2 separate regions of the Mus musculus genome follow, and region 2 is linked to region 1. A link is a contact called in ENCODE Hi-C or POLR2A ChIA-PET data. All regions are on one chromosome and are shown on one strand. The core of a region is the stretch at or near the end of the contact, and the rest is flanking DNA. Distances in the headings are between cores, read along the strand shown.

The links. Hi-C counts contacts between places; a loop is a spot of excess contacts on that map. ChIA-PET counts read pairs that join two places held with the same protein, here RNA polymerase II (POLR2A).
Region 2: POLR2A ChIA-PET joins it to region 1 with 12 read pairs in embryonic stem cell. The contact joins the promoter of Zyg11a here to the promoter of Echdc2 in region 1. A Hi-C loop is called at or near these places in 1 of 37 maps with a recorded cell type or tissue (T-helper 1 cell). POLR2A ChIA-PET finds 5 or more read pairs at or near these places in 2 of 5 experiments (both embryonic stem cell).

Annotation. Positions count from the first base shown.
Region 1 is chr4:108,164,111-108,169,723 of GRCm38, forward strand. It overlaps Echdc2 (enoyl Coenzyme A hydratase domain containing 2), which reads left to right and starts at 1,327. Exons shown (of 10, transcript NM_026728.4): 1 at 1,327-1,551; 2 at 5,605-5,613. The coding sequence starts at 1,419.
Region 2 is chr4:108,216,171-108,221,462 of GRCm38, forward strand. Zyg11a (zyg-11 family member A, cell cycle regulator) reads right to left here and starts at 1,873. Exons shown (of 14, transcript NM_001167936.3): 1 at 1,663-1,873. The coding sequence starts at 1,752.

The DNA.
Region 1 (5,613 bases), core at 77-2,576:
ACCCTTAATCGATATCCAGCTCCCACGTGATGGCTCACAAATGTCTGTAACTCCAGTTTCAGATGACACCTCTATGGCTCTGTGGGCTCCAGGCTAACTTGTGGTACACATGCACACATAGGCAAAGCACTCATGCACAAAAAATACAAATAATTTTTTTAGATTAAAAGACTTTAAAAAATTGAGTCAGGGTCTGATTAAATAACCCTGGCTGCCTTTAAGTCACAGCAATCTGCCTGTCTTTCCAGTTAAAAAAGCAAAGACTGTCTGCCCTCTCTCTGTCACTGGAAACCAGGCACACAAGTGGTACACAGGCAAACCCTTCACACAACATAAAGATAGACAAAGTCATCTTGTCTGATATTCACATAGCCATTCCTGGTCTGCAAGAATTCTCTCTCTCCTCTGACTCTGTCTCTGTCTCTCTCTGTCTGTCTCTCTCTCTGTCTCTGTCCTCTCTCTCTGTCTCTCTCTCTCTCTCTGTGTGTCTCTCTCTGTGTCTCTCTCTGCCTCTCTCTCTCTCTCTCTCTCTGACAGCGTCTCAGTGGAGCTCCCTGGCTGACCCAAAAATCAATATGTAGACTAGGCTAGCTTTGAACACAGAAATCTGCCCGAGATCTGGGATTAAAGTCATAGCACCCAGCTTCTTCTTCAGTTTGCTAAACGTGGGATTCTTGACAAACAGGGTTTTGGGTCTTTTTGTTTTTTGTTTTTCCTTTTAGCAGTTTGAAAATAGATTGTATAGTTTGCTGTGTTATTTCGTTTTGTCTGCCACAGGGTGGTCTTCAGATCACTGCGTAGCTACGAATGATCTCTGGCTGTTTGTGGTTCTGTTTGACGGAGACACTCTTCTCCCGCTGCTCCTACACATACGAAAATCAGTGGCTTGAGTTTTACTATTAGATGGCCTGACAAAGCACCCATATCTTGACTGTTCACCCCAGATGCTTGGTTGATTTACCCTGGATTGCCCTTCTTTCCTCTGCAAAGGAAGGCTAGGTGGCCGGTGGAGGACAGAAACTGGCAGTTCATAACTGTGAGCCAAAGTTCTTAGTTAAACTGGGAGGGGCCAGACGCGATCTTACAGCCTCTAGGACAGCAGACCTTGTCAGTGGGTGCAGACCACCCCACAGTGACTGATGAAATGACATGATCTGAGGGTACACGTGAAGAAAGTGCACACAACACATTCAGTTTTGGACACCACCTTCCTAGCCGTGCATTCGGATTAAATCTGCAGCATTCCCAGATTTCACGAAGGAGCTGAACTTGGGGTCTGCAGGCTCGCGGACCGCCGCACCTTTCTCTCCGCCCGTAGGTGGAGCCCTTGGCGAGGCCTCGCCCGCCCCGGAACTACGATTTTCCAGCTCTGCCGAGGAGGTCCCGTTCTCCGCGCCACCTTGCCGGCCTGCTCCCCGATGCTACGCGTACTGCCCCGCGCGCTGCGCCTCCCGTGCTCCTGGAGGTTCTCGGGGGCCCGGGACTGCGCCTCTCACGCGACGACCAGGACACCCGAAATCCAAGTGCAGGCTCTGACAGGTCCCAACCAAGGTAAAGTTGTGTGCTGAGACCCAACACATGGGAAGACTGAGGCGGGAGAGCAGGAGGATTGGATCTCAGGGCTCCCAGGGTAGAAGGGGAGCTCCCCAAACTCTCTAGAGGCCCGGGGAGGTGTGGAGCCGAGAGGAGAGCTGGGAGCAGGGCTGTGCGCCAGGAGATCAGGACAACAGTGCTAGCCAGGACTTTTCCCTCTAGAGCCTTGGCAATGATCGGGGACGGGGGTGGGGGGTGGGGGTGGCGGCGGAGCAAATCTGGCTGGACCTGAGGGGACAACCAGAGAGGGAGGGACGGTCCACAGGGTCCACGGACACACAGGGAAACTTCACAACCATCGGCGGCAGCAAGGTCTTTTATTGTACAAAAATACGCTGTGAAGCGTGGGTATGTTTGTTTGGACCTCAGGTGCGTTAGCTGGGTGCGGATCCTTCTCCAATGTAACCTCATCCCATCTCCGTTCCCATGTTGGATATTGTATTGTTCCTGTCTCTTCCTGTTCTTCTGTTTTATTTGTCTCCCCCTCCCCAAAAACAAAAACAAAAACAAAAACAAAAAACAAAACAGGGTTTCTCTGTGTAACAGCCCTGGCTGTCCTGGGGTTCACTCTGTAGACCAGGCTGGCCCTGAACTTCAGAGATTCACTTGCCTCTGCCTCCCAAGTACTGGGATTAGTGGTGTGTGTCACCACTGTCCCGCTTATTTACTTTTTTTTTTTTTTAAGAGTTATTTATTTATTTATTTATTTATTTTGAGACAGGGTTTCTCTGTGTAGCCCTGGCTGTCCTGGAACTCACTCTGTAGACCAGGCTGGCCTCGAACACAGAAATTCGCCTGCCTCTGACTCCCAAGTCCAAGTGCTAGGATTAAAGGCATACGCCACCACGACTGGCTTATTTATTTATTTCATGTATGTCGGTACACTGTCTCTTGTTTTCAGACCCACCAGAAGAGGGCATCGGATCCTATTACAGATGGTTGTGACCCACCATGTGGTTGCTGGGAAATGAACTCAGGACCTCTGGAAGAGCAGTCAGTGCTCTTAACCTCTGAGCCATCTCTCCAGCCCCTTATTTACTATTTTTATTACTGAATGTGAGTGGTTACATTTGCCACTGGGCACATTTTTTAAAAGGTCATTTCTTATCTCCTTTGCTGGCCTCTCTGTCTGTGCATCACATGAGTGCCTGTGGAGGCTGGAAGAGGTGTTCTTACCCCAGAACTGGAGTGACAGAGGGTTGTGAACGGCCATATGAGATCTGGGACTTGAACCCAGATTCTCTGGAAGAGCAGCCTGTGTTCTTATCTGTGGAGCCATCTTTCCAGCCTCCACTTGGAGGTCTTGCTGGCCTCTCGAATCAATTTTCACTTGCACAGATGGCATTGCACTGGGCTTTTTATAGCATCTCTTCAAGGCCTGCACCAAATTTCAAAGAGCTGTTTTTCTGAATAAATCTAAACCACCACCTTCCTGCTGATGGATACATCACCCTCTGTGGTGCACATCGGGTTTTTTTTTTTTTTTTTCTGGTTTTTCGAGACAGGGTTTCTCTGTATAGCCCTGGCTGTCCTGGAACTCACTTTGTAGACTCAGAAATCTGCCTGTCTCTGCCTCGGGATGCTGGGATCCAAGGTGTGCGCCACCACACCCTGCTGCACATCATTTTCGGCAGACAGGAAGTACTACCAGTGTCTCACGGAAAGCAGAATAGACAGATAGGGAAAGTTATGGGAATATAGGAAGAGAAAGGATTCCCCCACCCTGGAGTCTGGTTAAAGCCTTTGGGCGAGAGAGAATGAAGAATCGCATCCTGGGGCTTGGCGTGGAGACACACACTTTAATGCCAGCACTTGGGAGTCAGAGGCAGGTGGATCTCCAATTGTACAAGGCCAGCCTGGTTAACATAGCAGGTTTTTGGCCAGCCAGGGCTACCTGCTGAGAACTTGTGTTTAATAATAATAATAATAATAATAATAATAATAATAATAATAAAGCCTGTGCTTAACAACAATAACCATATTACACATGAAATGCCAAGACAGCTTGGGGGGAAAGCCCTTGCCACCAAACCTGACAAGATCCAAGCTTAATCCAGAGTAAAAAACAAAGACCAAGCTCACTCAAGTTGGCTTCCTATTACCCCCCCCCCCACACACACACTTACAGACACACACACTTACAGACACACACACAATAGATAGTATGTAAGTAAATGTAATTTTTGTTTGTTTTCTCGTTGGGTTCTTTGTTTTTTTTTTGAGACAGGGTTTCTTTGTGTATCCTTGGCTGTCCTGGAATTTGGTATGTAAACCAGGCTGGCCTGGAACCTGGAGATTCCCCTACCTCTGCCTCCTCAGTGCTGGGATTAAAGGCATCATTTAATAAATGAGTTCCAATGTAATTAACAACACGTGTCTTTCACCCTTCCCAGTAGTAACCCTGCGATTTTCTAGTAAGGCCTTATGCCTGCTAGCCAAGAGGGGCAGTCAGAGGAGGGCTTTGCTGAGGAGCTTGCAAACCTGGTCACAGGGAAAATAGGTGAAGTTTCCAGCTGGCATAGCCTGAGACAGCTCTGATTAGAGAAGATCCGCAGCAGAAACTGGTGGCTTTGGCAGCAGCTGTGGTTACGTCAGTTCATGCTGGAGTGGCATTTCCCCACAGTGATCCTGAGGTGGACTGTTCAGAACAACTGGACCTATCCTGAAGTCAGTCTGCTGGCAACTTCTGGCTCCCCAGAAGTAAACTCGTAAGCAGGGAGCCGACTAGCCCTCTCCCAGGCATGAGAGATTTCTACAAAGCCAGGAACATGCATTTTGGGTGTTAACGTGATAGGATAACGTGAAGGTTCCGAATCTTCATTATGTGGGTCCCAGGAATGAACTTAAATTGTCAGGCTTGGCAGAGACACCCCTGAGATTCAAAAGATTGGATCTCTTCCAAGGCTACACAGTGTAACCCTGTCTTGAAAACCAAAACAAACAAAAAATAAAAACAACAACAAAAGATTGGACCTCTTACTGCTGACATAACCACATAACCGGGTAAGCCCAGTACTTGGTTGGTAGAAACAGGAAATCAGGAGTTCAAGACTGCCCTGAGCTGTATCAGACATTGCCTCTAAACAACAAAAACTAGAGGCAAGTGGATGGATCTCTGATCTACGTAGTGAATTCCAGGTGTGCTGGGGATACTCTGGAGACCCTGTCTCCGGTAAGTAAGTTTTCTGGGACTGAGGATATGGCTCAGTTGGTGGCATACTCACATGTAAACTGGGTGTGGCGGCACTTGTCTGTTATCCCAGTGTTTATGAGTTAGAGACAGCAGCATCAGACATTCAAGATTCCCTTCTTGGCCACCTAGCATGTTGGAGGCCAGCCTGGGTTACAACACCACATAATATTAAGAGTAACAATTTTCTGGAAGAAGATCCATGAAGATGATTACTACAAGCTGAGGAGAGGAGCTGTCATGGTCAGGGTCCGGGGCGGTTGTTTTGGGTCTCTTTTCTCTTTGTTTTGGGTCTCTTTTCTCTTCTTTTCTTTTTTTTTTTTTTTTTTTTTTGTCTTTTGTTTTGGTTTGTTTTTTTCGAGACAGGGTTTCTCTGTGTAGCCCTGGCTGTTCTGGAACTCATTCTGTAGACCAGGCTGGCCTCGAACGCAGAAATCCGCCTGCCTCTGCCTCCCAAGTGCTGGGATTAAAGACGTGCGCCACCACTGCCCGGCTTGGGTCTATCTTGATCCCGGCTGAATAGAAGGATATTTGCCTGAATATTACTCTTTAGAGGAAAATGTGTGATTGGGGGTGGGAGCTATGGAATTAAAGGCATGTATACCAGTGAGTCTGTGGGTCCGTGTGCCATGATGGTCGCCTGTTTCTCACGTTACTTTTCCTCAGCCCACAAGCCCTTCTACTGCCTTTCTGGGATATTGTGTGGCTTGCTGCAGCTTACATGCCCCCTGCCTCCAGGCTTCAGCTTCTCTGAGCAGTGACAGCTAGCTCACTCCAGGCTGCCTGTCAGTCACTCAAGGCTGCCCGTCCGTCCCTTGCAGGAATCACTG
Region 2 (5,292 bases), core at 623-3,122, 53 kb after region 1:
ACTATTAAAATAAAAAAGGTGTATATCGGGGGCTGGAGAGATGGCTCAGTGGTTAAGAGCGCCGACTGCTCTTCCGAGAAAGTCCTGAGCTCAAATCCCAGCAACCACATGGTGGCTCACAACCATCCATAATGAGATCTGATGCCCTCTTCTCATGTGTCTGAAGACAGCTAGCTACAGTGTACTTACATATAATAAAGACATCTTTAAAAAAAAGTTGTATATGTTGGAAGATAATAACCAGAAAAATTACAGATACCATATATACACTAAAAAGATAATTTAAGGCTGGGTGGTGGTGGCACACACTTTTAATCCCAGCACTTGGGAGGCAGAGGCAGGTGGATTTCTGAGTTCAAGGTCAGCTTGGTCTACAGAATGAGTTTCAAGACAGCCAGGGCTACACAGAGAAACCCTGTCTCGAAAAAGAAAAAAAAACTCCATGAAGATTTCAAATTCCAATAAATTTGATAAACCGAATGAAGTAGAGAATACATTTCTTGATAGATATTACCAAAGCAAAATCTGTTATAGTTCTGGGAATGCTGTCCCCCCCCCCCCCCCACTTCTTTTTTTCCACTTTGGACAGTTTCTCTGTGTAGCTTTGGCTTCCTGGAACTCACTCTGTAGACTAGGTTGGCCTCAAACTAACTCCTGAGTGCTGGGATTAAAGACGTGTCCCACCATGGCTCAGCAAATGTTGTCTCCTTTTATAAATATGGAGATATACAAAGAACTAACTTTATTAACTCCCAAAAAATACATAGGCATATGAGTTAAAACCTGCAAGGCCCGAGGAGTAGCTCACTTGGTAAGACGCTTGTCTTGTAAGCAGGGACAAGCAGAAAGAAGCTGGGTCCCCTGTCACTTGCTTGTAATTGTAACCCCAGTATTGTTGAGAATGCAAGGCCAGCCTGAGTTACTTAGTGAGTTCCAGACCAGCCTGATCTTGGGTGGAATTTTATTTCCAGAATAAAATTAAAATAGGGGCTAAGGAGATGGCTCAGAGGTTAAAAGAGGGCACAGGGTTCTTCTAGAGGCCGAAACTCTGTTCCCAGCACCCACATCTGCCTGTCACCGGTGTATTTTTCGCTGTCCCCCACCCCACCCCCGCCAGGTACTGAGCATCCAAGATCACTAAGTTCTAGTGTAGACCCAGTCACCCTCGGGCTCGCCGCCTTCCGCACTCGGTTCCTGGGGCAGGTGGGTGGGCGACTTAGGGGAGCCGCTGCGTGGGGCGCTAAGAGGAGGCGGCTCGGGGCCCTGAGGAGAGGGGCGGGTCTGTGCTTGCTGAGGTGAGGCCATCTGAAGGGAGCGGGCTGAGGAGACCGGGCGGGCTGGAGGTCTGAGGAGAGGAGCGGGGCTAGCCTGAGGGGGTGGCGCCTGCGCGCAGCGGGGGGCTCAGTATGGCTGGGGTTCGAACTCGGGCGCCTTCCTCAGCAGCGCAGCGAACAGGAACCCCGCGAGGGCTGGACGCGGCGTCCACGGAGCCTGGAGCCCGGAGCCCGGGCCGGCCTGCCGGCGACTTCCAGGGAACCGTCACGCCCAACTCGCCGCCCGCCCGCCCGCCCGGAGGAGGCCGCCCCGCACCAGCCCGCCCGCCCGCGGGCCGCGCTGCACGACGGGCGGACGCCCCGGAGCCCGGACGGCGGCCACACTCACCTGCACCAAGCAGTGGCCCTGCGCGTCCTGCTGGGCGTCGGGCAGGACGAGGGCCCGCGGCCACAGCAACGGATGCAAGAAATGGACCATGACGCCGACGCCGCCCACGCGAGCCCGGCCGCCGACGTCGCGCCCCGGCGCCCCGGAGGAGAGCGCAGGAAGGTCGCCCGGCACGGGAGGAGAGCTCAGGAAGGTCGGCCGGCGTTTGAATGGCCGCCCCACGCCGCGCACAGGTCCGCCGCGACCCCGCCCCCGCCGCACGCCCAATGGTCCTCGCTCTCCAGCCTCAGCCACCCAACTCCTATTCACTCCTCGGAGGCCGAGCGCCCTGAGACCCACGCTGCCGAGGGCGTTCGCATAGCACGCACAGCGTTCCTCATTGTACATTTTTATTTTGTTTCTTCTTTTTATGGGGGGGTATTTTGTGGGGGGGGGGTGTTTTTTTGTTTGTTTGTTTTTTGTTTGGTTGGTTTTGGTTTTGAAATAAGGTTTCTCTGTGTAGCCCTGGCTGGTCCTAGAACTCCAAGTTCATAGACGTCCACCGGCCTCTGCCTCCAAAGTACTGGTATTAAAGAAGTAGCCACCCACCAGGGCTTGATTTTTTTTTTTTTTTTTTTTTTTGAGTTAGATAAGGAATCTAGAGCGCATTGTAGGCCAGGGCTCTACCACGTGCCAGATTTTTAAGTGCTTTAAACAAATTAAAAAGCATTTTCAAAGGCTTTGCCCCAGATACCAGTCACGTTTTGACTCCTTGATGAGGATTAACGGTACAAAATATTTCTAGAGGCTGCTAACCTGGTTGGAAGGGGACAGAGTGCAGTGTTAACGTCTGCTTACACACACGACACGCACACACAATAAAATTTCAAAAACAAAACACAGCACCTATTTTTATAAGAGCACAGGGAAGTGGAAACAGGATCAAAGGTTGAAGGTTTTCTTCTGAAAACTAGTTTGAAACTAACCTCAGCCCCCATTACTTTAAGACCATCTTATTTAACATACAACTATTGCTCGGATCCAGGCCAATGCTGTTAAGAGACCTAGACAGACAGGTGAAAGGCAGAGACAGAGAGCCCAATCTCTTGGATTGCTGGGGGTATCTGAAGCCTAATTTTTATCAACTACATGTAAGATCAGGTGAGAGCACACAGGCAGAAACCAGGATTGCTAAAGATAAGGTTTGTACTCAGGCACTTCCCAGGCTCGTGCTAGATGAAGGAATTCAAATGTTAAAATTAGTTTTCAAGAACAAAGGACCAGGCTACGCTTCCCTCAGCGGTCTGTTTTCTTGTTCACCAGCCTGGAATTTGCATTATAGCTGAAGATGACCTTGAACTGATTCTTCCACTTCCACCTCCCAAGGTGCAAGGTGAGTTGTATACAGCTGTCCTTGAAAGTAACTACAAAGCTAGCGATGCGGGGGCGTGGCTGCTAGCCATGTGGGGGCGTGGCTGTTAGACCACTCACTCCGCACACTGCAAGAACAGAATTTTAGGAATGAGAACAAGCCATTGCGGAAACTGAAGGTTAGAAGTAAGAGCCAGGATGAAGGGATTTTACCTGGGAAAGCATGGGCCTTTGATCCCAGCACTCGAGGGAGGCAGAGGCAGATTGAACTCTGTGAGTTCTGGACTGGGTAGGGCCAAAATAAATCAAAGACTCATTATTCAAATTTGTGATTTAAGTTGGCATGGCGGTGGTGAACGTCTGCAATCTCAGAATTTGGGAGACACAAGAGTCAGGAGTGCTGGCCCAAAACCTAAATATATCGCATTTGAAAGACTGTCTGGATTTCTGTTCTTAAAGTTTATTTTACAGTTATATATGTGTATGTTATGTCTTTTGTTTGTGGCAGGGTTTTGTTACTGCTGGTGTGTGTGTGTGTCTATGTCTGTGTGTGTGTATGTGTCTATGTCTGTGTGTGTGTCTTTGTGTCCTGCATACACAGTAGGACCTGGGGGTCAAATTCAGGTTGTGAGGTAAATGCAGCCAGTGTTTTACCCACTGAAACCCCAGGACTTTATTCTGACATTGTTTTTCTATTTATTGTTGGTCATTTAAAAAGTAAACAGCCAGGTGTAGTGGTGCACGCCTTTAATCCTAGCACTTGCAAGGCAGAAGCAGGTGGATTTCTGAGTTCGAGGCCAGCCTGGTCTACAGAGTGAGTTCCAGGACAGCCAGGGCTACACAGAGAAACCCTGTCTCAAAAAACCAAGCGTGCCCCCCCACCCCCTCCAAAAAGAAAGAGTTTAGTGGCACACATCTTTAATCCTGGCACTTAGGAGGAGGCTGAAGTAGGTGGGTTTCTGTGAGTTTGAGGCCAGCCTGCTCTACATAGAGAGTTCCAGTTCCAGGACAGGACAGACAGTTCTGAATAATGAGAAACTATCTCAAAAGAAAAAAGAAAAGAGAAGAGCATATTTGTGGGCCAGTGAGATGGCTCAGCTTGTAAAGATGTTTGCCACAACTTTGTGGAGAAAGTTCTTTCTTTCTTTCTTTCTTTCTTTCTTTCTTTCTTTCTTTCTTTCTTTCTTTCTTTCTTTCCTTTTCTTTTTTAAAAAAGATTTGTTTGTTTGTTTGTTTGTTTTATGTAGATGAGTACATTGTTGCAGTCTACAGACACACCAGAAAAGGATGTCAGAGACCCCATTACAGATGGTTGTGAGCCACCATGTGGTTGCTGGAATTGAACTCAGGACCTCTGGACCTTAACCTCTGAGCCATCTCCCCAGCCCCGTAAGTTCTTTCTTATACCTTTACATAGGTATCAGAGATTGACATTAGGATTTCAAACTTATATGGCACAAGCACCTTTACCCCACTGAGCCACCTTGCCAGACCCTGGAAATGTTCGTTGAGAGAGTATCATGGAGCCCAGGACAGCCTATAAATTACTATATTGCTGAGAATGGCCTTGAACTCCAGATACTGGGATTTGTGGCTTCAATGCTAAAAGGATTAATTTCACGACTAGCTGGTAAATGATGAAGCCAACTTTGGGGATTCTATTAAAGCTTACTATAGGCTTAAGCATGAGAGTTAAAAGGAGGACTCTCAGAAAGGAAGACTTATCCAGGTATGGCTACAACCAATTGTCATAGCATTAGCCATATACACTGTTTTGACAGCTCTCAAGTTCCATCTCAAAGGACGGCTAAGAAACACTCCCACCCCTTTTGATAACTGAGGTGGTTTGGACCCTGCATTGGCTGGAGGAGGTAAAACCATGACAACCAACAACTGTCCCTTCTGTTTCTGGTGAGATTCTGAGAGAGCTGCAGGTTTAGAACTGGGCAGAGGGAAAGGCCATAAGCAGTTGGTAATTAACTGCGCTGGATTCCTGCTCCTCTGCTGAGAGGCCTCAGAGATGAGGGTTCCTTCATCCCATGTGCCTGTCGCCTATCCTGCCTCAGGACGGCTTGATCTTATTTGGTTTGGTTTGGTTTTTAAATAAAATCTCACTGTGTAACCCTGGCTAGCCTGAATACATAGACCAGGCAGTCCTGGAATTCATAGAGATATACCTGCCTCTGCCTCCCCAGGGCTGGGCTAAAGGCGGAAACCACCATGACAGCCAGGCTTTTTTTTTTTCCCCCCACAGGTTGGAATCTACATAGAGACTGAGTT